2 separate regions of the Homo sapiens genome follow, and region 1 is linked to region 2. A link is a contact called in ENCODE Hi-C or POLR2A ChIA-PET data. All regions are on one chromosome and are shown on one strand. Each heading gives the region's core, a stretch centred on a gene start or an enhancer-like site at or near the end of the contact. The rest is flanking DNA. Distances are from core to core; before and after follow the strand shown.

Region 1 (2,700 bases), core at 132-2,631, 560 kb before region 2:
GCACTGGCTGAGCTGCTGTGGCTCCCTAGCCTAAGGGGCCTGCTGTCCCTCTGAGGCCTAGTGAAAAAGCTGCAGGAGGTGCATCCTCCACCTCTAATCTTGGAGGCTATTATCTTACCTCCAAGCACTGAGCTGGGTTACTGCCCAATTCCATCCTTCCCTGAAGGAGAGAAGGGAAGTGAAAAGTAGAGTAACTCCCCAGCATTTCCCTCTTTTTCTCCTCATCGGCCAGCCCCTCCTCCAGCCCCCTCTGGTGGCATGCCATGCCAAGAGCAACGTGTAAAGGAACAGAGAATATCCAATGCAGTCAAGTCCACCCTGCCCAGACTTTGCCACTGACTTCTCCCACCCTTCTGTCTCCCCCATAATAGTTTATTTGGTTGGTCTGGACTCACTTGTGGCCTTTGATTAAATTCCTAAGGGGCCTGAAGAAGACATTTCTACTGCAGAGGGTTAGAGGCACTTGAGCAAGGCCCCCACATCCCAACTCTGGGAGTTGTGGTGGGAGGAGGCACTTCTGGGGGATAGGACCAGACAAGATAACAGGAGCTCACATGGAAGCAGAAGCTGTGACAAGTTTAGTAGTCCCAAAATGGGTTATATCCCTTCCCCCTTTACATCAGAATCTTGTGAAATGGGAAAACAACAGAAGGAGGGGATCAAAGATAGCTGATCTCACATGCTTCCCAGGCAGGGCAGAGGTGGGAGTCAAACCCGGGTGACAGGTGGGTGGAGAGCCCTGTTTGAGGTTGTGGCTGATCCCTCTCTGGTATTAGTTTTTCCCCTGGGAGCAGGAAGCCCTAGGAAGAGGGGACTGCAGGGTCCCCAGGGGATCTTTCCTCCCTCCCCTGCATGAGGCAGAGGCAAGCTGCCTGCCAACCCCCTCCCTCAAGGAATGGCCTTGCCCAGGAATGCCCACCACACATACCCTCTTCTTTTTTTCTAGTCAAACTCTTGTTTATTCCTTGGCTTGCCTCCCTCCTTCCTCCCCTCTCAACCTTTACTTCTGATTTCTATTTCATGGAATTTGGGATTGAAGTTAAACTACAACAGTGCCGCCAACACCAAGTCTTGCAGGAAAAAAATACAAAGAAATTTAACAAAAAAAATATATTAATAAAAAAGTTCAAAAAAGGGGGGGGATTGTCATCTCCTTTGGGGTGCGATGGCTTCAAATCCAAACTGAGGCTCTCCGGGTGGTAAGGATGTGCGAGGAGGCCTCTTGAAGAACTCCAGGCCTATCATGCTGTCTCTCCGCTAAAGCCTGAGGCCCGAGGTCAGAGGATTCAGGAAGGCTCTGCAGTCGGCCCAGGAGGGCGGGGTCCCGTGGTGGAGGCGGGGAGAGGGAAGGACCGCACGGAGCACCAACCCCTGCTCGGCCCCGTACCAGGAAGCGCTGGGGGGCAGAGGAGCGGAGTTGAGGCAGAAGCCAGGTGAGGCTGGAGTCCTGGGGTAGGCAGGCTGTCGCTGCCGCTGCCGCTGCCTGAGATGGAAATCGGGGGAGGAAGCTCGCGGAAGAAACAGCGGAGGGTCGTGGAAAAAAAAGCAATGGCTGAGCTAGGGATGGGGTACCAGGTAGGGGGAGGAAACGGTAGAGAGAAATAGGTGGGGCTCCCGCGCATGCTCAATAGGAAGGGGCGCCGGTGGGGTGCGGACGCATGCGTAGTGGGCTTCTCGGGCGGTGGGGTGGGCGCGGAATTTGGAGACCCACTTCGGGAAAGGTAAAATGCGGGCGCAATTTTAGGGTACCTGTGGGACCCGGGCTCTTAGGGTCTTGACACAGGACGGGCCTGGGCCGAAAGCCCAGGCACGCCCGACCAGAGAGTGTTTCTCCACTCCCGGACTCTGCCAGTCAGGATGGTGGTGCCTTCGCTGAAGCTTCAGGACCTCATCGAAGAGATTCGCGGGGCCAAGACTCAGGCCCAGGAGCGGGAGGTGATCCAAAAGGAGTGTGCCCACATCCGGGCCTCCTTCCGCGACGGGGACCCAGTGCACAGGCACCGGCAGCTGGCCAAACTGCTCTACGTCCACATGTTGGGCTACCCCGCCCACTTTGGACAGGTACTGGCCAGGAATACCTCCCTCCTGAGCTTGATGAAGGCTAGTGGGGCAGAGTCCCAGACTCTCTCACCTGTTTATGCCCTGGTTTTTTAAATTCTACAATTTCAGAGTCTTCACAGCCTGCACTGCAAACCTCTTTCCCCATTGCTACCCCTACTGGTCATCAGCTGGCCTGAACCCTTCATTCTCTGGCCAGCCTCCTTTAGGGCAGGCATCTCCTCCTCTCCGCTCCCATCCTCCTCAACTCCTAGTTCCTCCTACCCACTAACGCCTGAATTTCCTAAGCTTCTCCTCTTGTTGAAGGGAGAGTGATGAGATATGATGCCCCACAGGTTAATCTGGTTTTAAAGAGGAAGATGGAACAGGGATGTGAGTGTCTATGGTTTCACCCCTGCCTCTTCCTGGTCTGCCCCCTTCACTATAGATGGAGTGCCTGAAACTGATCGCCTCCTCCAGATTCACAGACAAGAGGGTGGGCTACCTGGGGGCCATGCTTCTATTGGATGAGAGGCACGATGCCCACCTGCTCATTACCAACAGCATCAAGAAGTGAGAGGGTTCTGGCAATCACTTGGAATCAGGGAGATGGGAGAGTAGGGACCTTGGAAATCCCAGGGGACTGCCTGTTGTGGGTATTGA
Region 2 (2,700 bases), core at 10-2,509:
AAAAAAAAAAAAGCCACTTGAGTAAAGGAATAATACAAGATTGATAAGACGAGCGTAGAGGGAACTAAGAACAAATATGTGCCCAGGCGCGGTGGCTCACGCCTGTAATCCCAGCACTTTGGGAGGCCAAGGCGGGAGGATAACTTGAGGTCAAGAGCTCAAAACCAGCCTGGCCAACATGGTGAAACCCCGTCACTACTTAAAAAAAAAAAATAGCCGGGCGTGGTGGCATATATCCGTAATCCCAGCTACTCGGGAGGCTGAGGCAGGAGAATCGCTTGAGCCTCGGAGGTGGGGGTTGCAGTGAGCCGAGATCACATCACTGAAAAAAAAAAAAAAAAGGCAGGGTGGGCACATCACCTCAAGTCAGGAGTTCAGGACCAGCCTGGCCAACATGGCGAAACCCTGTCTCTACCAAAAACAAAAAAAATTAGCTGGGTGCAGTGGCGCACGCCTGTAGTCCCAGCTTCTTGGGAGGCTGAGGCAGGAGAATCGCTTGGGCGGGGTGGGGGTGGGGGTGGGGGTGGGGGCGGAGGGGCGGAGTTTACAGTGAGCGAAGATCATACCACTGCACTCCAGCCTGGGTGACAGAGCGAGACTCTGTCTAAATAAATAAATAAATAACAAATAGGTGGGTGGGACCAGATTATGGGTGGCTTAAAATCCAGGTATACCAGCTGTCTTCCTGGAAATAAAGAGGAGCCACTTTAGTTTTGAGAATGTGGTCTGAGCCAGGTAGATAAACTGGGAGCTCGGGCTGAAGTGTAAGACTTCAGAAAGATGTTCCATACGTGAATGTTCATTTAAACGTGGGGGTGTTAAGCAACACACGTGACCCAGAGACATTTCACCTGGAAACCGGAGTAGGGCCCACGCACCAAGTCCCTGATGTTTAATTGCAGTCTAGAATGTTACTGACTAGTTCACTCAATTTAACAAAGTGTCCGGAGGTCGCTCACTGGATTGTTATGCTGGTGACTGGGCCTTGTTTCACTGAGAAAAAAAGATGGGAAAGGGTGACAGGACGGTGAGAAAGTGAAAGGGAGAGAGGTGGGAAAGGGGTCTGCCAAGGTCCAGGCGAGGTTGGGGGTCGGGGGTCCGGCGGCCCTCAGGGCCCCCCCCGCCCCCAACTCCGGGGTTGGCGCCTCGGGCGCGGCGCGTGTGCTTGCGGGCGGGGCGCCCCGCGGCCGCGGACGGCCAATCCGGGAGGGCGTCCGGGGAGGGGCGGGGCTTGCCGGCTCGGGCTCCGCGAGTCCTCCTTTTTGCACACACACGAATACAAAGAGCCATACGACCTTCGGGTATCCTTTTTCCATTTTTTTTCCTCCTTAATCTTGTGTGTGTTTTCAAATTTTTTAAAAATAGAGATCTGTAGCAGTGTTGGGGTGAGGAAACTGTTGCTAAGGGGAATTTGCTCTTTCCCCCATTTCTTTTTCTGTCTCTCTTCCTCTTTCTTTTTCCTGGTCAAGGTTTTAAATATACCAAGAAGTTGAGAAGCAGGATGGCCGTGTACAACCGTTTCCGGCCAAATTTATAGTTTTTTTTTCTTTTTTTTAAATCACATTTTAAGAACTGGTAGATTTTTGTGGTTGAGGGACTTTAAAAATTTAGCCGCTTGGGAAGTACAGAATTTTTTAAGCGGGCTGAAGGGATAATGTAAATTTCTGCCACAGGCAACATCGAAGGAAGCAGAGAGATTTGAGGCTCCCTCATAAAGCCGTTTGCGTGCTTTTTACACACCCACCCCCCCAGAACCAAAACCAAGTGGCTGGGATGTGGCACTTGTCCAAGGCCAATAAGTTAATATTGGGATATTATAATGGAGACATTCATTTCCCTAGGGAAGGGGGAAAGACCTTAATTACAGTGTGTCTTTCACACACATTTTCATTAGAACATTTGTGTGTGTGTGTGTGTGTTTCTTGAAACAAATTTGTAAAGTTATAACTTGGGGTTATTTGTGTATATGTACAATATGTGTGTATATGTGCCATATCAGATTTTATTTTCAAAAGTGATAAATATATCTGGTTTTATGTGTGCAAAGTATCCCCTAGGATGTGAATTTTTTTCCGTTGTCTTCCCAAATGTGATCAAAATATTTTGTGTGCAAAGCAGAGCTTAGAAGAAATCCTATGCTTAGCATACTTAGGCACTTTCTATGTGCATTTACTATATTTTTCTGCTCCTAAAGGATCAGAATAATGAATAATTAAATAATTGCCAAGGAGTATATAGTCCATGTGGCAAATGAGAGTAGGCAATTTATTGAATCTGTGGTTCAAAGCCTTCAGTGACTGTTTTGCCTAAGTGGTTTTGCTTTTTATTGTCTCACGTTCTTAAGTGTACAGCTGTGTATATTTTGGCCTTTATGTGTGGTTTGGTTGGTGTGTTCAGAAGGGAAGTTCTTTCTTGGCTTTTTGACAAAATGGTCGTTTATTGGTTGGAATATTCGAAAAGCTCCACAGCTGGCAAAGTATCAGGAAAAAAATCCAGTCAAGTGTAATTCTCAAAAACTGTTCATGGTGATGGTGATGGGGAGCCAAGAGGATGCAAAGGCAAATAATAGAAGGGATAAGAAATGCCTTTTGGTTATCATGTTGCATTTTTAGAATGGAAAGCTTCTCATTTCTAAGAGTCACAGAAAAAAGTATATGAATTAGAGAAAAACAGGCTCGCAGAGCAGAACCTCCTGTTATA

What was found. A loop is a pair of places that touch in the nucleus more often than their neighbours do. ChIA-PET counts read pairs that join two places held with the same protein, here RNA polymerase II (POLR2A). Pooled maps may share reads with other maps.
Region 1: a pooled map shows a loop between it and region 2 (7-fold over the local background). The contact joins the promoter of AP1G2 here to the promoter of C14orf93 in region 2. A Hi-C loop is called at or near these places in 1 of 37 single-sample maps with no recorded cell type and 6 of 50 pooled maps. POLR2A ChIA-PET finds 5 or more read pairs at or near these places in 4 of 52 experiments (HEK293T, activated B cell, activated CD4-positive, alpha-beta T cell and 1 more).

What each region holds. Positions count from the first base shown.
Region 1 is chr14:23,566,472-23,569,171 of GRCh38, reverse strand. It overlaps AP1G2 (adaptor related protein complex 1 subunit gamma 2), which reads left to right and starts at 1,381. Exons shown (of 22, transcript NM_003917.5): 1 at 1,381-1,433; 2 at 1,853-2,061; 3 at 2,486-2,610. The coding sequence starts at 1,858. It overlaps JPH4 (junctophilin 4), which reads left to right. Exons shown (of 6, transcript NM_001146028.2): 6 at 1-1,134. It overlaps AP1G2-AS1 (AP1G2 antisense RNA 1), which reads right to left. Exons shown (of 4, transcript NR_110555.1): 3 at 1,750-2,700; 4 at 1,096-1,483. RefSeq lists silencers at 190-289, 1,279-1,328 and enhancers at 1,809-2,048, 2,079-2,168.
Region 2 is chr14:23,008,702-23,011,401 of GRCh38, reverse strand. It overlaps C14orf93 (chromosome 14 open reading frame 93), which reads left to right and starts at 1,259. Exons shown (of 7, transcript NM_021944.4): 1 at 1,259-1,301. LOC124903286 (a long non-coding RNA gene) reads right to left here. Exons shown (of 2, transcript XR_007064075.1): 2 at 2,418-2,700. RefSeq lists a silencer at 921-1,270.